2 separate regions of the Homo sapiens genome follow, and region 2 is linked to region 1. Evidence: read pairs that join two places in POLR2A ChIA-PET (ENCODE). Cell type or tissue: OCI-LY7. All regions are shown on one strand. Links, peaks and the distances in the headings refer to the core of each region. The heading gives the core; the rest is flanking DNA. Region 1 overlaps CLECL1 (C-type lectin like 1). Region 2 overlaps CLEC2D (C-type lectin domain family 2 member D).

Evidence for each region. Peaks named below come from ENCODE experiments on the same cell type or tissue, not always from the same donor. Only the 100,000 strongest peaks of a DNase experiment are listed, where the experiment ranks them.
Region 2: POLR2A ChIA-PET joins it to region 1 with 18 read pairs; 9 of 35 experiments call an interaction of 5 or more read pairs at or near these places.

The regions. Positions count from the first base shown.
Region 1 is chr12:9,723,514-9,726,431 of GRCh38, forward strand. The region is part of intron 1 of CLECL1 (C-type lectin like 1); the gene reads right to left. Among named protein-coding and RNA genes, the nearest start is that of CLECL1, 8.1 kb to the right of the region's middle. In OCI-LY7, for the core only: no CTCF peak of the experiment used is centred there; no DNase peak of the experiment used is centred there; H3K4me3 peaks cover 2,500 bases; H3K27ac peaks cover 2,500 bases.
Region 2 is chr12:9,672,851-9,675,768 of GRCh38, forward strand. All of the region lies in intron 1 of CLEC2D (C-type lectin domain family 2 member D), which reads left to right. Among named protein-coding and RNA genes, the nearest start is that of CLEC2D, 4.6 kb to the left of the region's middle. RefSeq lists an enhancer at 482-741. In OCI-LY7, for the core only: no CTCF peak of the experiment used is centred there; DNase peaks (open chromatin) are centred at 811 and 1,611; H3K4me3 peaks cover 2,189 bases; H3K27ac peaks cover 2,500 bases.

The DNA of each region.
Region 1 (2,918 bases), core at 176-2,675:
CTAGAGGGGAGATGACACTTCAAAGAAGGTATGGCAGGGCAAAAGTTTATCATTTTTACAATTGTTAGCCTTAGGCCAATTGTAGTCCCATGTAGAGTGAGTAAAACATCATTAAAAAACCTGCAGCCTTTCTCACCTGAATAACCAGAGAACAGAGTTAAGAGAAACCACAGATGCTGAAAATGAAGAATCAATTCCATAAAATCAAAAACATAGAGGGGGTGCTCTAACTTGTGTGTACAATTTTTTTCCCCAAATCTCTGACTGATGCAAGCACAAGCCAGGTTATGGTAAGAACAAGACAACCGAACTGAGACTTGACCTGCTGCCCCAAAGATAGAGATTTAAATTTAAGTCCAACTACACCAATTGCTTGCTAAGGAAGGAAAATTGGCCAGGTGCAATGGCTCACGTCTGTGATCCCAACACTATGGGAGGCTGAGGCAAGCAGATTGCTTGAGGTCAGTTTGAGACCAATCTGGCCAACACGGCAAAATCCCATTTCTACAAAAAATAAAAAAAAATTAGCCAGTCATGGTGGTGTGTGCCTGTAACCCCAGCTACTCGGGAGGCTGAGGCAAGAGACTTGCTTGAGTCTGGGAGGTAAAGGTTGCAATGAGCCCAGATCATGTCACACTGCACTCCAGCCAGGGTGACAAAGCAACTCCATGAAAAAAAAAAAAAGAAAAAGAAAAAGAAAAAAAAAGAAAGGAAAATAAACACTTTCACTTTTTTTGGAGGAATATGTGAGAAAACACAGACTTCTCCATATAACTTTCACAATGTATAGTATATAATCTCAAATGCCTTACATGAAAAACCAGAAAAATATGACCAATTCTAAAGGAAAAGGACAATCAATGCAGCTCAATATAAGGATGATGTGGAAGTTAGAAGTATCAGGCAAATATTTTAAAGCAGCTGTTGTAACTGTGCTTAATGACATAATAGAAAATATGCTTTCAAACGATGAAAAAATAGGATACCTCAGCAAAGAAGGACAGTAGGAAAAAAGCCAAATGAAATTTAGAATTGAGAAATATAGTAAAACATTTTATATAAAAACCATCTCTGGACATACTTAAAGGCAAGATTTAACAGGAAAACAAGTTAGCGAACTTGAAATTGTCCAATATGAAGAAAAATGTTGGATAATTTTCAGATCCTCAAGGACTTGTGGAATAATATTGAAACATATGACATATTTAGAATTGAAGTCCCAAAACTTAAGAGAAGAGAAAGATTAGGGCAAAACAAGTTGAAGATACAATAATTGAAATTTTTTCCAAATTGCTTAAATCCATAAATTTACACTTTCAAGAAGCTCAGCAAAGCCTAAGCAGGTAAATATTAAGAAATTCATATGTATGAATAAGTTAGTCAAACTTAAAAGCCAAAGATAAAAATCTTGAAAACAGTTTTTGTGCATTACCTGCAAGAAAACAATTATACAAAAATCCCTCATCCTCATTATAAACTATGGGGGCTAGAATACAGTAAAAGATATCTTTAAATTGTCAAAGGAAAAAGTAACTGTCAACAAAGTATTCTATATCCAGTGAAAAATCTTCCAAAAATTGTGGCAAATTTAAGGCATTTTCAGAAAATGAAAAGAACCCCTTGACAACAGATAATCACTATAGCTAATGTTAAAGGAAGTTTTTCAGGCTGATGCGCAATGTTTCTAAATGAGAACTTGAATATTATTCAAGGGAGAACATAAAAAATGGCAAACATCTGGATAAGCATAAAAGTATAAGGTAATCAACATATCTTCAAAAAACATTTGGTCTTGCTTACAAATTAAGTTCATACTGTTGCCTAGCTTATAAAGTTCTTTCTCAGACTGATATAATGCACCTAAATCAAACCCTTTCTGAGTAAGTGTATAATTATTGCGAAAGATAGAGCAACTATGTAGCTGAAAAATTTTAGGACACATTTAATGAAAACTATAAAAACTACAGTTTCACTTCTCTGATAGACTAGATACCTGGAAGCAGTGTTTCACACCCATTTTGATATCATAGAATATAAAAAAATAGATTTCTAAAGTAGAACAAGATAGATAAATAATAGTTTATTTATAGTCTGTCAAATAGCAACTTGGATTTGTATAGCTCAGGAACTTCAATGCATAAAACGTGTCAGGGCATGCAAAGAAACAACTTTAGGAGAAACAACACTGTTGTTTCTTTGAAGATGTTTTCACTACAAGACCATTATAACCTGAGATAATTAGGTTAAACATATTGCTTTCTTTGTAAGAAATGAGGAAATCACTAAAGGAAGGCACTTAGTTAGAAGCAGAATGGGGAGCAGCATTTGGTAAATGAATTCAAAGGGCAAGGTGGCCCTTCATGGTAATAATCTATATATTGGTGCTGAGATTCTAAGAATAAGCTCTTGGTTTACTGAAAGGTGATGGGATAAATCAGTGAGCCTTTCATCAGTCTGAAACCTTAAAAAGGGCTTCAAGACATCCAAATCATTAGCTACACCCTGCCCTCTTACAGATGAAAATGCAGTTAATCTCTGGAAGAAACAATCTTTAATTTTTCCTTATGAATCCCGTTATTGAGGTCAACCAAATTTTTAAAAATCATCAAATATTTCAGGAAACAAGCCAACATATCAATAGGAAATACAAAGAATGAATTTGGTCACCAAGGACTTTAGATATTTAAATAATCCTATGTATTATAAAAAATAATGTTTAAATGGTTTTAAGAAATAAAAGAAGAAATAAAAACATCACATCACAACAACAAAAAACATCAAAAGCCAATAAGTTTGAAAATACATCCCTAGAATCAAAAACTGTTATCACTGAAATTAAAAACTCAGTGAATGAGAGCAGATGAGGAAAGCAGCAGGAAAAGGGATAATTAGTGAATTTAAAGATATATCTGAAAATA
Region 2 (2,918 bases), core at 279-2,778, 51 kb before region 1:
TTCAGCTATTGATACTTGTGTTTGCAACATGATGTTCTCGTGCTGTGTTTTTCAGCTCCATCAGGTCATTTATGTTCCTCTCTGAACTGGTTATTCTGGTTAACAGCTCCTGTAATCTTTTATCATGCTTCTTAGCTTCTTTGCATTGGGTTAGAACATAATGCTTTAGCTCAGCGAAATTCGTTATTACCAACTTTCTGAAGCCTACTTCTGTCAGTTTATCCATCTCAGCTTCAGCCTTGTTCTGTGCCCTCACAGGAGAACTGTTGCGATCATTTGGAGGAGAAGAGGCACTCTGGCTTTTGGAATTTTCACCGTTTTTTCATTGTTTTTTCCTCATCTTCGTGGATTTATCCACCTTTGATCTTTGAGACTGATGACCTTTGAATGGGGTTTTTGTGGAGTCTTTTTTGTAGATGTTGTTGTTGTTACTTTCTGTTTGTTTGTTTATCTTCTAACAGTCAGCCTTTCTGAGGCAAGTCTGCTGCAGTTTGCTGGGGATCCACTCCAGACCCTGTTCACGTGGGTATCACCAGTGGAGGCTGCAGAACAGCAGATTGCTGCCTGCTTCTTCCTTCAGAAGTTTTGCCCCAGAGGGGCACTGGCCTGATGCCAGCCGGAACTCTTCTGTATGAGGTGTCTGGTGACCCTTGTTGGGAAGTCTCACCCAGTCAGGAGGCATGGGATCAAGGACCCGCTTATGTAGAGAATCTGACATTCCCTTAGCAGAGCTGGTGTGCTGTGCTGGGGGAATCCCACTCATCGGGTTCATCTGGTCTCTTCAGAGCCAGCAGGCAGAAAAGATAAGTCTGCTGAACCTGAAACTGCCTCTCCCCTCAGGTTCTCTGACTCAGCGAGATGAGAGTTCTGTCTGTAAGCCCCTGACCAGAGCTGCTGGAATTCTTGCAGGGATGACCTGCCTGGTGAGGAGGGATGGCTCAGGGTCCCACCTAAAGAGGCAGTCTGGCCACAACCTGCCACAGCCAGTTTGCTGCACTGTGGGAAATCTGGCCCAGTCCAAACCTCTCAGGCTCCTTTGCACTGTCAGGGGCAAACCGCCAACTAATGGTGGTCACCCCTCCCCCCAGGAACTTAGTCATTCCAGGCACACTCCAGACTACTCTGCTGGCAGCAGGGATCTCAAGCCAGTGGGTCTTAGCTTGCAGGGATCCATGGGAGTAGAACCTACTGATTGAGACTGCTGGGCTCTCCTCCTTGGCTTCAGCCCCCTTTCCATGGGACTGGATGGTTCTCGTGCCTCACTGGAGTTCCAGGCACCACTGGAGTATGTAAAAACTCCTGCAGCTCAGTGCCTGCCTAAACAGCCACCAATGGGAGTGGCTGTCATTGGTTTGCCCAGGTTTGTGCTTGAGACCCAGGGCCCTGGTGGTGTAGGCTCATGAGGGAATCTTCTGATCTGCAGATTGCAAAAATCTGTGGGAGAAGCATAGTACACCTGGTGGGTAGGACAGACCCTCGCCACTTCCCTTACCTCAGGGAGGCAAGTCTCCCCACCCTGTGCAGCTCCTGGGTGAAATGACACCCCACCTGCTTTCTTCCTGCTTCCTGTGGGTTGCACCAGCTGCCCAATGAGATGAACTTGGTACCTCAGATGGAGATGCAGAATTCACCTGCCTTCCGCATTCATCTCACTGGGAGCTTCAGACCAGAGCTGTTTCTGTTTGGCCATTTTGGCCCCTCCCTTCAAGTATGTTTTCTTTTGTAAGAAACTGCCAAAGTGGCTGTAGCATTTCGCTTTCTTACCAGTAATGCATGAGACTTCTGGTTGCTCCACATCCTTGCTAGTATTTGATATTGTTAATGTTTTAATGTAACACTTAAGTAATATGTAATGATATCTCATTATTTTAACTTGCAATTCTCAAAAGACATATGATATTAATAATTTGTCTTTTCATTATTTTGATTATGTCTTTTGCAGGTTGAAAGTTTTTAGTTTTAATGAAGTCCAGTTTATCAGTTCTTTCTTTCATGGATTGTGCCTTTGGTATTATATTTAAAAAGTCATCACCATACCCAAAGTTATCTAGGCTTTCTCTTATATTATCTTCTACGAGTTTTACAGTTTTGTGTTTTACCTTTAGGACTATGATACATTTTGAGTCATTTTGGGGAAAAATGTAAAATCTGGGCCTAGATTCATTTATTTGTATGTGGGTGTCTAGTTATTCAGCATCGTTAGTTGAAAAGACTGTCTTTTCTTAATTGTATTGCTTTGCTTGTTTATGAAAGATCAGTTGACTATATTTATCTGGGTCTATTTCTTTTTAGTCTGCTACTCTGCTTTCTATCCTTTTTCATTAATTTATTTGTCTATTCCTTTTTTTTTTTTTTTTTTAAGAGACGGAGTCTCACTCTCTTGCCCAGGCCGGAGTGCAGTGGCGCAATCTCGGCTCACTGCAAGCTCCGCCTCCTGGGTTCACCCACCATTCTCCTGCCTCAGCCTCCTGAGTAGCTGGGACTACAGACACCTGCCACCACGCCCGGCTAATTTTTGTATTTTTAGTAGAGACGGGGTTTCACCGTGTTAGCCAGGATGGTATAGATCTCCTGACCTCATGATCCACCTGCCTTGGCCTCCCAAAGTGCTAGGATTACAGGCGTGAGCCACCGCGCCCAGCCTTATTTGTCTGTTCTTTAACAAATACCACACTGTCTTGATTACTGTAGTTTTAGAGTAAATCATGAAGTCAGGTAGTATCAGTTGTTTAACTTTGCTCATCTCCTTCAATAATGTGTTTGCTTTTCTGGGTCTTTTGCCTATCTATATAAACTTTAGAATCAGTTTGTTGATATTTATACAATAACTTGCTGAGATTATTATTATCATTGCATTTAATCTGTAGATTAAGCTGGGAAGAATTGATATCTTGGCAATGTTGAGTCTTTCTCTCCAT